Regions from separate parts of the Homo sapiens genome. Here region 2 is linked to region 1. Evidence: read pairs that join two places in POLR2A ChIA-PET (ENCODE). Cell type or tissue: Panc1. All regions are shown on one strand. Each heading gives the region's core, and the rest is flanking DNA. Links, peaks and the distances in the headings are about the cores only. Region 1 overlaps LCOR (ligand dependent nuclear receptor corepressor). Region 2 overlaps PIK3AP1 (phosphoinositide-3-kinase adaptor protein 1).

The links. Peaks named below come from ENCODE experiments on the same cell type or tissue, not always from the same donor. Only the 100,000 strongest peaks of a DNase experiment are listed, where the experiment ranks them.
Region 2: POLR2A ChIA-PET joins it to region 1 with 7 read pairs; 5 of 35 experiments call an interaction of 5 or more read pairs at or near these places.

What each region holds. Positions count from the first base shown.
Region 1 is chr10:96,835,543-96,838,462 of GRCh38, reverse strand. All of the region lies in intron 2 of LCOR (ligand dependent nuclear receptor corepressor), which reads right to left. Among named protein-coding and RNA genes, the nearest start is that of LCOR, 4.7 kb to the right of the region's middle. RefSeq lists an enhancer at 691-1,191. In Panc1, for the core only: no CTCF peak of the experiment used is centred there; no DNase peak of the experiment used is centred there; H3K27ac peaks cover 441 bases.
Region 2 is chr10:96,703,792-96,706,711 of GRCh38, reverse strand. All of the region lies in intron 2 of PIK3AP1 (phosphoinositide-3-kinase adaptor protein 1), which reads left to right. Among named protein-coding and RNA genes, the nearest start is that of PIK3AP1, 15 kb to the left of the region's middle. In Panc1, for the core only: no CTCF peak of the experiment used is centred there; no DNase peak of the experiment used is centred there.

The DNA of each region.
Region 1 (2,920 bases), core at 370-2,869:
TGGATGTGGGGTTTCTTTTTTAGGAAATAAAAATGTTTTGAGGGTGGGTGTGGTGGCGCACACCTGTAATCCCAGGACTTTGGGAGACTGAGGCAGGAGGATCACTTGAGCCCAGGAGTTCAAGACCAGCCTGGGCAACATGGCAGGACCCCACTGCTGAGAAAAAATAAAAATAAAATGTTCTGGAATTAGACAGTGATGATATATGTACAACCTTGTATTTGAAATAACTGAAACCCACTAAGTTGTTATGGTATGTAAATTATATCTCACTTAAAAAGTGAAAAAAAATTCAAGGTATGGACCACTGTACTTGGGATACTTGCTGAATACAAGAATGGTCAATAAAATGAGCTAATGGTTTATATTGGATTTTTACCCCCAGAGCAATGTGCAAGTGTATAGAATAGTAAAAGGAATTTAAAAATAAACACAGATAGACTAGAAAATAATTTATACAGTAGTGATGTTGAGTTTTTCATTTGAAACTATGAAAAGTAACAGCTTTGCTTATTTGCATCTATCCAATATCACAAACTGAGATTCCACACAACAGATGGACAGACTTACGGGAAATATGAATTAAGAGAGAGGTTCAGAGGCACATCGAAACAAATCAAGCCCCTCTACTGAGCTTTCCGAGCTAGACTGCAAGCCAGGGAAGAAAGCCAATCCCATTATTTAACATATACCTTTAATTGCCACATTTCACAGCAAATACTTTTTGACTCTTTCCAAATACCAACTCCAACTTCCAAGGATGATAATCTGTCAATCCTAAAGGTATTCCAAAAATAGGTCTGTAACAGCAATGGAAGGCATAACCTCCAAATGAGCTTGCTTAGAAGATAATACTCTTGTGGATGATAATATTGTCCCTGTAAAGGTGGTTTAAAAAAGAATCTGTCGGCCGGGCACGGTGGCTCACGCCTGTAATCCCAGCACTTTGGGAGGCCGAGGTGGTGGATCACGAGGTCAGGAGTTCAAGACCAGCCTGGCCAAGATGCTGAACCCTCATCTCTACTAAAAATACAAAAAAATTAGCTGGGCGTGGTGGCACGAGCCTGTAATCCCAGCTATTTGGGAGGCTGAGGCACAGAATTTCTTAAACCTGGGAGGTGGAGGTTGCAGTGAGCCAAGATCACGCCACTGCACTCCAGCCTGGGCATACATAGAGGGACGCAGTGGCTCATGCCTGTAATCCCAGCACTTTGGGAGGCCAAGGCGGGCAGATCACGAGGTCAGCAGATCAAGACCATCCTGGCTAACACGGTGAAACCCCGTCTCTACTAAAAAGACAAAAAATTAGCCGAGCGTGGTGGCGGGCACCTGTAGTCCCAGCTACTCGGAGGCTGAGGCAGGAGAATGGCTTGAACCCAGGAGGCGGAACTTGCAGTGAGCTGAAATGGTGCCACTGCACTCCAGCCTAGGCGACAGAGCGAGACTCCGTCTCAAAAAAAAAAAAAAAAGAATCTGTGTCATTTTTGTAGAGTTCCACAATGAAATCCTTAACTAAAGCTACCATTCCTCCCCTGAGCTAAGGAAAGAAACGTGTTGCAAACTGCAAGTTGCCTAACAAAAAGTCTCCACTTTCTAACCTGCATTAGAAAATCCTACAACCTACCTTTGCAAACCTATCATGTGTATATCCCTTACACTAATCATGAACTGCAGTTTAAATTGACAAGTCATTGCTGTCCTTCTCCACTTTTGCTCATGCCATTTCTCATGAATGGAATGCCTTTTCCATCAGAACGAAGCAAAAATCCACCACCTTCTTCACGAAATCGTCCATCAACTCGGGAGAGATTTCACTTCTAAACACCCCTAGCATTTGCTTGCACCATCATATGACACACTATGCCTTGTACAATAACTGATCGATTACATTACATTTTCTCTAAGGTTTAAAAGTTCCTGAAGGTTGAGGCAACTTTCCCAGACTTTGTTTGCCCACAGTGCCTGGTAAAAAACAGATGCTTGTTTAAATGAAGTAAACACCTAACTGCCCTTCATCCTAAAAACAGCATCAATACAAACAGCTAAATGATCAGGCAGGTACTCTGAAGTGGCAAGTTCTATCAGGCAAGTGACTTTGGGAGGCTGAGACAGGAGGAGTTTGAGACCAGCCTGGACAACATAGCCAAACCCTGTCTCTAAAAAAAACTCTAAATAAAAATAAAAGTGGCATCAAATAACCAATTCTCACTATGTAAGAAATTCCAGGCCCCCCTGTGTAGCACCATAAGACTAAAAAATGGCATTGTTCAAATACTTCCTAGAATTGCTCCAGCTACAAGAACATTTCAGGAAATTAGGGCAATCTGAAATAACTTTCTGAAAGTCAAAGAGACTCATCTGCTGTCCTATTTTTAGCCAAGCTAGAGCTAAGCTGAAATCACCACAACTTTCCCCACATTAGGAAGAGCTTCTTGAAAATACAGCAAGGGCAAGGTGCAGGAAAGCAAAAGGTTACATCATATCAGGCGCAGAGAGAGCCTAGATCTTCCTGGAATCTAAACTGATCATCCTAGTCTCAGAGGACTCCTTAATAATCACCTGGTAACCAAATATCATCCATCTTGATCATAATCACTGTCTGAACCCAGGACTAACTCCAATTCAACTGAACCTAATCATTTAATCAGCAACATCACCACCACCACCTGCCCCCACACCCTCCAAAAAAGTACTAATAGAAGGGAGAATTCGATTTTAGAAATGAGAATTAATTTTTAATCCAAACTGCTGTAAATTAAATACCTTCCAGAAACCAAATGACCCTAAAGTATTAAGATAATCAGTCAAGAGAAACAAACAGGTTGACCGTTTAGAACCAATCCCACTAAAAAATTATTACATCTGGAAGTAAACAAGTTACCTTTTGAATTGCCTAAGGATCACTGCCAGTCCTTTTAAA
Region 2 (2,920 bases), core at 233-2,732, 130 kb after region 1:
AGGGACACTGCATTACCCGGCTCTGCTGCTAACCAGATGCCTAGTACTGAGCAAGTCATTTTGCCTCTTTGAGTTCCAGTTTCCTTTTCTGTAAGTGGCAGATTTAGACTTGATCTAAGACACTTCCCAAGGCTAAAAATCTGTGATTCACCTAGGCCAGAAAATCTTAAATATTTTTGAAGTATGACCTTCTTGCCACATTTCATACCTGCTTTGACTCCCAGGAAGCTTAGGGCTAGAACAGTATCTAAAGACAGTACTCTCCCTACACTACATTTCTGGGATAATTGTGTCCTTAGGTACATTCCCTATAACTTGTGATAACCCATCTTTTTAAAAAATACTCCTCTTGCATACATGAGGTTTTCCTAAGGTACCTCAAAATAAAAGCAAAAGCTAATATTTTCATATACGTTACTACACCAGCTGCCCAGTCCCATGAGAAATAAGTACATGAAACTTGTTTCTTTGACTTTCTCTGTTAAAAAAAAGAATCCCAATAAGAAATTGGCTGGGCATGGCCGGGAGCGGTGGCTCACGCCTGTAATCCCAGCCCTTTGGGAGGCCGAGGCGGGCGGATCACGAGGTCAGGAGTTTGAGACCATCCTGGCTAACACGGTGAAACCCTGTCTCTACTAAAAATACAAAAAATTAGTCGGGCGAGGTGGCGGGCGCCTGTAGTCCCAGCTACTCGGGAGGCTGAGGCAGGAGAATGGCGTGAACCTGGGAGGCGGAGCTTGCAGTGAGCCGAGATGGCACCACTGCACTCCAGCCTGAGTGACAGATCAAGACTCCATCTCAAAAAAAAAAAAAAAAAAAAAAAAAAACAACTGGCTGGGCATAGTGGCTTATGCCTGTAATCCCAGCACTTTGGGAGGCTGGAGCAGAAGGATTTCTGCTTTGAAGTTTGAGACCTGTCTGGACAACATGGCAAAACCCTGTCTCTACAAAAAATACAAAAATTAGCTGGGCATGGTGGTGTGTACCTGTTGTCCTAGCTACTTGGGAGGCTGAGGTGGGAGGATCACCTGAGCCTTGGAGGTTGAGGCTGCAGTGAGCTGTGACTGAGCCACTGCATTCCAGCCTGGGGATCAACAGAGTGACACCCTGTCTCAAAAAAAAAAAAAAAAAAGAAATGCAATGGAAAATTGATAATGGGGATGAATTAATAGTAGAGACAATAATTGTGGAGTTATTGATTGTAGGGCTATTGAAACTACAGGGAGACAAATTTTAGGAAAAACTTCCTAATTATTAGAGCTGTGTGAAGGTGGAATGGGTTGCCTTTGAAGGTGGTAAGTGCCACATCTCCAGGAGTAAGAGAGTAGATACTGCAGACGTGCTGTAAAGGGATTTAGCTTTGGGGCCAGGGTTGGGCCATGTGACCTTTACAGCCTTTTGATCATAACATTCCCTTACAAGAAGTTCCCCTTTTCACCAGGAACACATTTCTCTTCTGAATTCAATTTTCCTCCTTCACCTGGTATACCTGAGGTTTTTGACTCCCAACTGAAGAAATACTGGTCATGTTCCTACTCAGACCCCAGCAGTAAATAGCATGAAAAATACCTCACTTTATAATTTATGTAACCCTTTAAAATGGTAAAAGTCCCAGAATATTTACATGGCTATATGTCTATTTTTCTTAACTTTGAGATACCTTTTGATAAAAAGGACTATTTAATGAGATATTCACTAAGCCCATTTAAAATTTAGGCTAAATTTTAGACCATGTAAAGTTTAAAGTAAAGCTTAAAGATCAAAGAGAGTGGAGTGGGTAATAGAGTAGAGGAGGTTATTTTATTCTTGAAACTTAGATTACAGGTAGTCAATTATACTTTCTTTTGCTGCTATGCTAGCTAAACAATGCTTCTCAAATTTTAATGTGCACAGAAGGACCTGGGGATCTTGTAAATATGCATATACTGACTCCTTGGGTGGGGCCAAGATCCTGCATTTCTTTTTTTTTCTTTTTTCTTTTTTTTTTCTTTTTGAGATAGAGTCTCGCTCTGTCACCCAGGCTGGAATACAGTGGCGCAATCTCGGCTCACTGCTACCTCTGCCTCCCTGGGTTCGAGCAATTCTCCTGCCTCAGCCTCCCAAGTAGATGGAATTACAGGCATGCACCACCATGCCTGGCTGATTTTTGTATTTTTAGTAGTGATGGGGTTTCACCATGTTGGCCAGGCTGGTCTTGAACTCCTGACCTCAAGTGATCTGCCTGCCTCAGCCTCACAAAGTGTTGGGATTACAGGCGTGAGCCACCGCACCCAGCCAGATTCTGCATTTCTAACAAGCTCACAGGTGATGCTGATGCTGCTGGTCCAGGTACCACTGAGTACAAACAAGGGGTCTAAGCCACCTTTCTGTTGTCAGGTCAATGGTCATGTACCTCTGTCGCATGGGAAGTATTTTCTCTAATCTCCACTTCTCCGGAAATGGAGGCACCATCACATCAGGGCAGCTCCTGGACACCCATCAGTTAGATATAAAATTAGGCCAGTATTTGGTGCTTAGGCCATCAGACTTCAGGGTAGAGCTCCTGCGTTCTCTTCCTTTGCCCCTGCTCATAGATTCGGTGCGTTCACTCTGGCAGTTTTTAATCTTTCAGGTTTCTAGATGTTGGGATGGGGTGCTACTGAGATCACAATCTTTACTCTTTCTTCATTTAATAAGCCCCTTGATCAAAATTACTACTAAAATATGTTTTGGAGGTTTTATTTCCCACCCCACTCTCCAAATTTGTCAGCCACCTTAAAATTAAGCAGATGTTTTAATTGGAGTCTTCAGTGTGTTGGATCAGCCAGTTTATTTTCCAAGTTCTTCATCTGTAAAATGATGGGGTTGGACCAGATAATTTGGAAGGTTTCTTTCAGCCTCCAGCACTGTAATATACCATTATAAGTTTTCTAAGAAGATG